Linked DNA regions of Homo sapiens: region 2 is linked to region 1. The links are chromatin loops, found by intact Hi-C in ENCODE. Cell type or tissue: GM12878. All regions are shown on one strand.

What was found. Hi-C counts contacts between places; a loop is a spot of excess contacts. Peaks named below come from ENCODE experiments on the same cell type or tissue, not always from the same donor. Only the 100,000 strongest peaks of a DNase experiment are listed, where the experiment ranks them.
Region 2: it touches region 1 in a loop (2.9-fold over the local background); 1 of 110 quality-filtered maps calls a loop at or near these places.

The regions. Positions count from the first base shown.
Region 1 is chr1:56,523,103-56,528,102 of GRCh38, forward strand. It overlaps PLPP3 (phospholipid phosphatase 3), which reads right to left. Exons shown (of 6, transcript NM_003713.5): 3 at 1,175-1,452; 4 at 721-778. Among named protein-coding and RNA genes, the nearest start is that of PLPP3, 54 kb to the right of the region's middle. RefSeq lists an enhancer at 2,629-2,908. In GM12878, no CTCF peak of the experiment used is centred here; DNase peaks (open chromatin) are centred at 2,609 and 3,849; H3K4me3 peaks cover 357 bases; H3K27ac peaks cover 825 bases.
Region 2 is chr1:56,045,341-56,050,340 of GRCh38, forward strand. The region is part of intron 3 of LOC105378737 (a long non-coding RNA gene); the gene reads left to right. Among named protein-coding and RNA genes, the nearest start is that of LINC01755, 100 kb to the left of the region's middle. In GM12878, no CTCF peak of the experiment used is centred here; no DNase peak of the experiment used is centred here.

The DNA.
Region 1 (5,000 bases):
TTGGTCTGTGGATTTGAGAAATGGGGCATGGATTTTATACTTCACAGTGTTGTTATGAAGTCATGCGTCCTCATGGAGCAGAAGTATTTTGCAAAACTCAAAATTATTCTAAATACTTAGGTAATGATGATCCTTAAAGCCCTTCCATCCGTAGAATATAGAGGACTGACATGGTGAACGTTGCAAAAAAATTTATCAGAAGGCTTGGGCTTGAGCAACAGTCCTGCTGTTACGTACATTTTGGCAGTTCACTTTAATTTTCTGAGACTTACTTAGCAATCTTTTCCCACCATAGATTTTCAGAAAACAGTGTTTGTACCCTAAAATGTTATATTTAGGGTGGTGCAAGAGTAAGTGGTTTTTGCCATTTAAGTAATGTAGTCCAGGGGTTTTTGTAACGGCAAAAACCTCAATTACTCTTGCACCAACCTAATACAAGTGTCTTTATCACTTTAAAATTCCAAAATGTGTCCACAATGCTTATCAAGCAGCTATGGCAAATACTATTTTTATTTGAAAAATGGGGGAAAAAACTAGAAAGTAAAATAACTTCTGCTAAGGCAGTGGCAGCGCTCAGAATTAAACCTAACTTTTCTAGCTAACCTCTTTTTCAAGGATTTCACAGTGATGGCATGCCCCTAAACTATTTTGAGGGCTATCATATCAGAAGGGATCGAAGCTGGAACTGAGCACTGCTCAAATCAAAGGGTGGGTACTTACCACCAAATACAGCATAGTGTACATGGAGAAGGAGGCATGGCCAGAGAAGAAGGACTTCCTGCAAGAGCAAGAGAGGGCCATGAAAGGGCCGTATTCACATCCCTGATACACACTTGTCTGTCTGTCTTCCCTCCCTAGACTGTAACCTTGAGAGCAGGCACTAGGCCCTGTTCATTTTTGCATCCTTGGTAGTGCTTTGGACCCATGCCTGGAACATAGCAGGCACCTATGAATTCATGAATAAACAAAAGAATGAATGAATGAATGTACCTACCCATGCTATATCGGAAGTATTGATTTACATATCTGTCTCAATCATCTGACTGTGAGTTCCTCAAGAATAGGAACTATGCCTTATTCACCCATCTAAACCAGGGCCCAGCTAGTAAGTGCTCACTGAACTGCACTGTATGAAAGGGGTCCAGGCTCTGGCCATGCGGAGGTGGTGTCTCACCTGGCTTCCTGGACTTTGCTGTCATCACCTCTGCATCTGTAGTTCTGAATGTAGCCTTCAGAGCAGTTGATCTGGCTGAAATCAGGGTTGCAGACACTCAAGAAGTGAGGACGCAGGCGCCCTATGGACACTTTGGCAATGTCTGTGAAAGACTGGCTGATGGCACAGCCAAAGAGGAAGCAGCCCACTTGCTTATAGAGTGCTGCCACGTAGGGGTTCTGAATCGTCGACCGCGACTTCTTCAGGTAATAGATCCGGTAGAATTCCCCCGTGATGATCTAAAAGGAATCCAACAGGGGAATTAGGCAGTATCAAGATTCATCATCAACACTGATGCCGTAACGGATATTCAACAACACAGGAGAATATTCAGTATTTGCAAAGGAGTGTCCTAATTTTCTATTTATGAAATATACAGACACAAATATGCACAGAAGAAAAGATCAAAGCGCTAATATAGTTGGGTGTTTTAAGCCCCTTTGTAACAACAAAAATATACAACCAAATATATTTATATGTATATATGTGTATGTGTGTGTGTGTGTGTGTGTGTGTGTATCTTTTTTTTTAAGGGAGAGACAAGAACTTAACTATAGAAAAGAAATACTAAATGAAGAATCAACGACAAGGTAAAGGGTAGCTATGATGTCACAGGGTCTGAGCAAATCTCGAGATTCTGAGATTTGGGGTAAAGGATCACCAACAATGACCTGACTCTAGTAAGGGCCTCAGCCTTGTGCTGACATTGGCCATGGTGAGAGTTTCTGTAAGAAGAGCTGGACACACCATGGTTAAGTCCTGGGGAATTCAGACTCTGCCACCAATCTGGTATCCTTCAGCAATAATCTACATCCTCCAAGCTTTGGCCTTCTGCTCCATAAAAGGAGGCTGCTCACCTTTGCAGTTGTTGGTTCAAATAGGATAACATGAATGGGAAATGACCTGGATCACAGAAAGTGATGCTTTTACTTTTTAGAAGCAGAGTGTGATGAATAGAATACCAGTCTAACAACTAAGAAACTTGTAGTACGATGCCCTTCAGTGTTTGTGAATTTCCTCCAGTCAGCCTGTGCTGTCTTCTCTGAGCCTGACGATCCTTCTCAAATCTTTCTTGATTTTCATACTGTATCTATGATATGATGCTTAGAGGAGATTTATCACTACTGAAAATAATCCACCAATTACTGATTACCTATTATATACCAGACATTGCTTTTATATTCTTTATGTCACGAAATCCTGATGCTCAAGATAGATATAGTGACATCATTTACATTAAGGATGGGGGACAGCTGATGTTCTGTAAGGTAAATGCCTATGATGTGCACAACCACACACCCTGCTGCCTTTGTCTTAACTCCACAGCCCAGCCATGGCCACTTCCTGCTTGTAACCACAGCCCAGAGACAGTGATGGTCAACTCATCACTCACCACAAAAGTCCCTTCACACTTCCTCCCAGGGCAGGATGATGAGTTACACTTGCCCTTTCAGAGGGAAGAGAGCATGTGCACAGCCACAAGGGAAGCAATAGTCTGGCATATCCGGACACTCCTTTGCAAAGGCTCCCAATATTCTTTTACAGTGGAGGAAAGCATCAAGGCATGAGGTCTGATCAAGGTCCTCAAGGGCTCCAAAGTCTGGGGGAGGACGACCACGTAGGAAGGAAACACCAGCTGGGCCCAGGGACAAACAGGTGCAGCAGTGAGAACAGCTATTATCACTGCCAACATTGACACAGTGACTCTGTGTTCATAAATGCTTTATATATAAGAGCTACATTTTGTTTTCCCAGAACATATTGAGTACAATTCTGTATTAGAGGAACATAGGCAAAGGCCACTCTAGCCAGCATCTTGGCATAGCCGTTTCCTGAGAGAGCAAAACTAGTATGGGACCCTGCATAGATGCTCAAAGACTATCAGTTGAAGGAACAAATGAAGGAAAGGGAGCAGGACGGTAGTCCTCAGAGTTGCCTTATTACAAAATTGGAAGTATCCCCTCAACATTACCAAGAATGCTTTGATAACACGTTGCAGAGATTAAACTCCAGGAAGCATGGCAAGTCATTAATGAAAGGGACCATTATATTTAGAAGAAACTTAGGTCCAAATTAGCTCCCATCTAAAGATTAAACCCAGGTGCACTGACTCCCTGCCCAGCATTCTTTCCTACCATTCATGATCTAATTCCCCTTTTGAACCTGTTTATACATTTACCCTATGTAACCTCACAGGCAAACAAGTTCCAGATGTTTATTACCACAATCATGTTCTCTTAATCTTTTTTATTCTTCCTTATTTATAAGTCATATGAGATTTTTTATGCAGGAGGAAGAGCACTGAACTAGGAGTCAAGTAGCCGAGGTTCAAGTCCCTACTTGTTTAGTGAATTTGGGATAAATTGGTTTCTGCATTTGCAAAACGAGGGTGCTAGACTCTGATTTATGACTTCATAACTGCAATGACATTTATTCTCAACTTTCCTGGGCTACGTCCACCATCCACCACTAGCCTGCCAACCAAGCACAGGTAATAAGCAATGGCAGAGGAAAGTTACTTGCTCAGAGATGACACCAGAAGCAGGGAGCAGAACCAAGGCCCCAGATAAAATCCCTGACCTCAGATTGCTCTCTGGTTCCCTGAACCAGACACTGCTACAGATTAAGGAACTGTTTCTAAGCAGGTGTGGCCTGAGGATCAGTCAACACGATTTCCTGTTTGATGCTGAGAAAGAACATGTGAGTTTCCAATGCAAATTAGCATCTCTTTTATGAATTTACTGATTAATCTCAGATGAGTCACCTTTCTGCTCCAGTTACTTTAGGGAGACGGGGTTTGATTACAATTCAGGGATTCTTTTCAGCTCTAATGTCCCATCTCTAAAACTTCCATTTTTAGTGTCACAGTCTTAAGATAGTAAATTGCAAAGTAAAATGTTTCCTTCACTCAAGGGAAAACAAGGAGATGAAAAGAACATTTTGCAGTACCTCAAATTCCTAATAATAATGTTAACAGCAGCCATCTCTTACATTTATTTTGTACTGTAGTTTCATTGAATCTTCTCTGTGAAGAAGATATTCCATTCTACAGATGGAGATACTAAGGCTCTGGGAGACAGTGACTTTTCTGAAGGATTTGAGGCCAGTAAGTGACAGAGTTAAGAGTAGAGCCCAGGTATTCTGACTCTTAAGCTCAAAGACCCACAGCAGACTACACTGAGATAATTTTATCATTTCTATTGTTATTAAAACCAATTTCCACTGCAGAAGAGCAATTGCAGATTTTTAAGGAGAGGGCCAGGCTGAAGCCATTTAGCAGACACATGACTCCAGGACCACATGGCTTCTGGGGCAGCCTTGACAGATTTTAGAGTGAATGAGCAACAAATTATGTATTTTCTCTATCCCCTTGTACAGAAGGGTCAGGGAGTCGACAACACAGCCATAAATCATCATTATGAACCAGGCGGACTTGGCTTCTTGTAATCCTAACCCTTAAAAGTCTATTTAATGAAATTTGGGTTGTGAAAGGCAGCCTGAATACCTCACCTCTACAGACGAGGCGAAGGCTTAAATTGTTCTCCGACACGTTACACACCTAACTCTCGAGTCCCAGATTTACTGCTTTCGGACTTTATTCATTACTCACAATGTTTTTATTCCTGGGTAAGAAAATAAGCTCTTCCCTCCCCCTCCTCCTACAAAGACTCTGTCCCCACTCCCAGACTCCTGCCCCTAGAGCCCTCATTTCTGCCTCAGTCAGCAAGGTTCTGATATGTAAATTTCACTGCTGAGAAAAATGCCTTCAATGTTGATCCCTTTCTGA
Region 2 (5,000 bases), 480 kb before region 1:
TGTCCCCTTTTCTCCTATGCCAAGATATGAGCAAAACTCTCTGCTTGGCTGTCTATAGGAAAGAGAACCATCAACAAAGGTGAATTTGTTTAAAGCTGCATATTCATAAGAATTATCATCATAAAAACTGCCAGAAATATTTTTTAAATCAGATTTATTCAATATTAATTCATTCTCACTAGTGCTATTGAAACTGAAATTTCAGCTTCTATATCTTAGGCTGGTCTATGGCTGTGTGAGAAACAAGAGAAAGAAAATTAAAGCTGACCACTTCTCAATGTGAGCTGTCCAAAACCACAAAGAGGTACTTTGAGTAAGTGGGACAGGACAGGGGCAAGTGGGTCAGCCAGTGCTTCAGTGTCTACTTGTTCTTGTCCAGTGAGCGTGTCAAGATGGGGCTATTAATTTGTAAGTGTCAACTTGATTTTCAAAACTTTGGTGCTGATCTGTTAAGACAGCATGCACCTTCCTTCCCTTCAAAGACCCCTGATGATAAAGACTCCTTGTGTTTCTCTGGAGTCTTAGGAGATCTTCCCTTTCTTTGCTCCTTCAGTGCCACAAACATTTAGCAGGTAGACATGGTCAAATAAAGATTTTGATCTTCATTTTATGTAAGAGGAAGCAGCTTTAAAGACGAGAAGCTTTAAAGACAAATTGAATTTATGTGGCAAGCAAACCACATCACCTTCCATGATCCCTGAGGAAGAAATAGAGGAAAAATCAGCACCTTAAAATACTTAGGAAAATCTCTTAAAAATTGAATAAAATTTGGGCCAGAATGTCTTACTTATGACAAGAGACCAAGAAGTGCAGAAGAGCATGGACCTCTACCTCTTTTCTAACTGGAGGACTAAGATTCACAAAATCTGCCCAGAGCAGTGCACTATCCCGTATTTCAAATATTGTTTTCTTTAATTTGCCGCAGCTTCTACATCAGAACTTGCTGTTTCACCTTGCACTTTTATAGAGATGGCTTCTTTCCTTCTTTCTTGTGGGGTTATTAGAGATGGTTTGAGGAGGCTGCATTTGTCCACTTGCTTATTATTTGTTAAATGCCATTAAGTTCATTTCTGAATTGTTTTAAGGCCATGTGTATATTCAGACTCCATCACTTCTTGGGCCAAGTTGGGAGTGTGGTAAGTACCAACTGAATCACTAATGAGATCCCCTGTGGTTGGTCATGAATAGTGGGAAGAAGAATAAAAATTCACCCTTTTCTTAGACTAAAATAAAACTAGACCTACTTCAAACAGTTAAAAATAAAAACATATCTTACCATGGTGTGTCCTTCTGATTATGTCTTAAAGTAGATAATAATTACCAGCATTTGCATAGCACCTTACAAATTATGGAGTACTTTCAGAGCCACAATTTCAATCAATATAATTGAGAATCTGACCTTCTGAGGGGGTCAAGAAAAACTTCTTTGAAGCAGCAACTTTTGAGCTTGGCCCTGAAGCTAAAACCCATTCCCTTTCTGCTATACCAAGATATTAGCAAAAGTCTCCATTTGGCTGCCTATAGGAGAGGAATCATCAAACATGGGTTTGTTTAAAACCCATTTCATAAGAGTAATCACATAAAAACTTCCAGTAATATTTATTTAAATTAGATTTATTTACTATTTATTTGCTTTCCCATCTCCATTGAAATTAAAATCTCAGCCTATATAGCTTCATCAGAGTGACAATTATAGGCTAGTCTATGGCTGTGTGAAAAGCAAAAGCTGAAACAAATAAGCAAAAAAAAAGAAAGTATATGTTTTGAAAGAGCAAGAATATGGTGTCTAGGGTGATGAGGGGAGACTCCAGAGGGAGTTTAGCCTGATTTTGAGGATATAATAGGCACAGTAGATGCTTTGAGAATATATACAAGCATACCTCAGATATATTGTAGATTCAATATTGAAGTAAATACTTCAATAAAATGGGGAATCACATGGATTTTTGGGTTTCCTAGTGCAGATAAGAGTTAGGTTTATACTATATCATGGTCAATTAAGTGTACAATAATATCATGTGTAAAACAACAATGTACATATCTTACTTTAAAAATACTTTATTTCCAAAAACTGCTAACCATCATCTGAGCCTTCAGCGAGTCATAATCATTTTGCTGTTGGAGAATCTTGCCTTGATGTTGATGGCTTCTGACTAATCAAGGTGGTAGTTGATGAAGGTTGGGGTGGCTGTGGCAACCTCTTAAAATAAGACAACAATGAAGTTTGCTGCTGCAAAAGATTTCTCTGTAGCATGCAATGCTGTTTGATAGCATTTTACCCACACTAGACCTTCTTTAAAAATTGAAGTCAACCCTCTCAAACTCTTAACTAAGTTTATGTAATATTCTAAATCATTTGTTGTCATTTCAACAATGTTCACAGCATCTTCACCAGGAGTAAATTCCATCTTAAGAAAACACTTTCTTTGCCCATCCATAAGAAGCAACTCCTTGTCCATTCAAGTTTTACCAGGAGATTACATTAATTCAGTAACATCTTCAGGCCTTCACTTCTAATTCTTGTGATCTTTCTATTTTCACCATGTCTGCAGTTAATTTCTTCATGGAAGTCTTGAACCCCTCAAAGTCATCCATGAGGATTGGAGTGAATTTCTTCAAAACTCCTGTTAATGATGATATGTTGACTTCCTCTCATGAATCATGAATGTTCTTAATGGAATCTAGAATGACAAATCCATCCCAGAAGGTTTTCAATGGACTTTTCCCAGATCCAACAGAGGAATCACTATCTATGGAAGCTATCAACTTATGAAATTTATTTATTAAATAAGAAGACTTGAAAGTCAAAATTACTCCTTGATCCTTGGACTTCAGAATGGATGTTGTGTTAGCAGGCATGAAAGCAACTTTAATCTCCTTGTACATTTATATATATATATATAATATATATATTTATTATATTTTAAGTTCAAGGGTACATGTGCACAATGTGCAGGTTTGTTACATATGTATACACGTGCCATGTTGGTGTGCTGCACCCATTAACTCGTCATTTACATTAGGTATATCTCCTAATGCTATCCCTCCCCCCTCCCCCCACCCCACAACAGGCCCCAGTGTGTGATGTCCCCCTTCCTGTGTCCAAGTGTTCTCATTGTTCAATTCCCACCTATGAGTGAGAACATGTGGTGTTTGGTTTTTTGTCCTTGCGATAGTTTGCTGAAAATGATGGTTTCCAGCTTCATCCATGTCCCTACAAAGGACATGAACTCATCATTTTTTATGGCTGCATAGTATTCCATGGTGTATACGTGCCACATTTTCTTAATCCAGTCTATCATTGTTGGACATTTGGGTTGGTTCCAAGTCTTTGCTATTGTGAGTAGTGCCTCAATAAACATATGTGTCCAGGTGTCTTTATAGCAGCCTGATTTATATTCCTTTGGGTATATACCCAGTAATGGGATGGCTGGGTCAAATGGTATTTCTAATTCTAGATCCCTGAGGAATTGCCACACTGTGTTCCACAATGGTTGAACCAGTTTACAGTCCCACCAACAGTGTAAAAGTGTTCCTATTTCTCCACATCCGCTCCAGCACCTGTTGGTTCCTGACTTTTAAATGATCGCCATTCTAACTGGTGTGAGATGATATCTCATTGTGGTTTTCATTTGCATTTCTCTGATGGCCAGTGATGATGAGCATTTTTTTCATGTGTCTGTTGGCTGCATAAATGTCTTCTTTTGAGAAGTGTCGTTCATATCCTTCGCCCACTTGTTGATGGAGTTGTTTTTTTCTTGTAAATTTGTTTGAGTTCTTTGTAGATTCTGGATATTAGCCCTTTGTCAGATGAGTAGATTGCAAAAATTTTCTCCTATTCTGTAGGTTGCCTGTTCACTCTGATGGTAGTTTCTTTTGTTGTGCAGAAGCTCTTTAGTTTAACTAGATCCCATTTGTCAATTTTGGCTTTTGTTGCCATTGCTTTTGGTGTTTTAGACATGAAGTCCTTACCCATGCCTATGTCCTGAATGGTATTGCCTAGGTTTTCTTCTAGGGTTTTTACAGTTTTAGGTCTAAATTTTAAGTCTTTAATCCATCTTGAATTAATTTTTTGTAAGGTGTAAGGAAGGGATCCAGTTTCAGCTTTCTACATATGGCTAACCAGTTTTTCCAGCACCATTTGTTAAATAGGGAATCCTTTCCCCATTTCTTGTCTTTGTCAGGTTTGTCAAAGGTCAGATAGTTGTAGATGTGTGGTATTATTTCTGAGGGCTCTGTTCTGTAGTCCCTTTGAAAATTGGCACAAGACAGGGATGCCCTCTTTCACCACTCCTATTCAACATAGTGTTGGAAGTTCTGGCCAGGGCAATCAGGCAGGAGAAAGAGATAAAAGGTACTCAATTAGGAAAAGAGGAAGTCAAATTGTCCCTGTTTGCAGTTAACATGATTGTATATCTAGAAAACCCCATCATCTCAGCCCAAAATCTCCTTAAGCTGATAAGCAACTTCAGCAAAGTCTCAGGACACAAAATCAATGTACAAAAATCACAAGCATTCTTATACACCAATAACAGACAAACAGAGAGAGCCAAATCATGAGTGAACTCCCATTCACAATTGCTTCAAAGAGAATAAAATACCTAGGAATCCAACTTCCAATGGATGTGAAGAACCTCTTCAAGGAGAACTACAAACCACTGCTCAATGAAATAAAAGAGGACACAAACAAATGGAAGTACATTCCATGCTCATGGTTAAGAAGAATCAATATCGTGAAAATGGCCATACTGCCCAAGGTAATTTATAGATTCAATGCCATCCCCATCAAGCTACTGATGACTTTCTTCACAGAATTGGATAAAACTACTTTAACATTCATATGGAACCAAAAAAGAGCACACATTGACAAGACAATCCTAAGCCAAAAGAACAAAGCTGGAGGCATCACGCTACCTGACTTCAAACTATACTACAAGGCTACGGTAACCAAAACAGCATGGTACTGGTACCAAAACAGAGATATAGACCAATGGAACAGA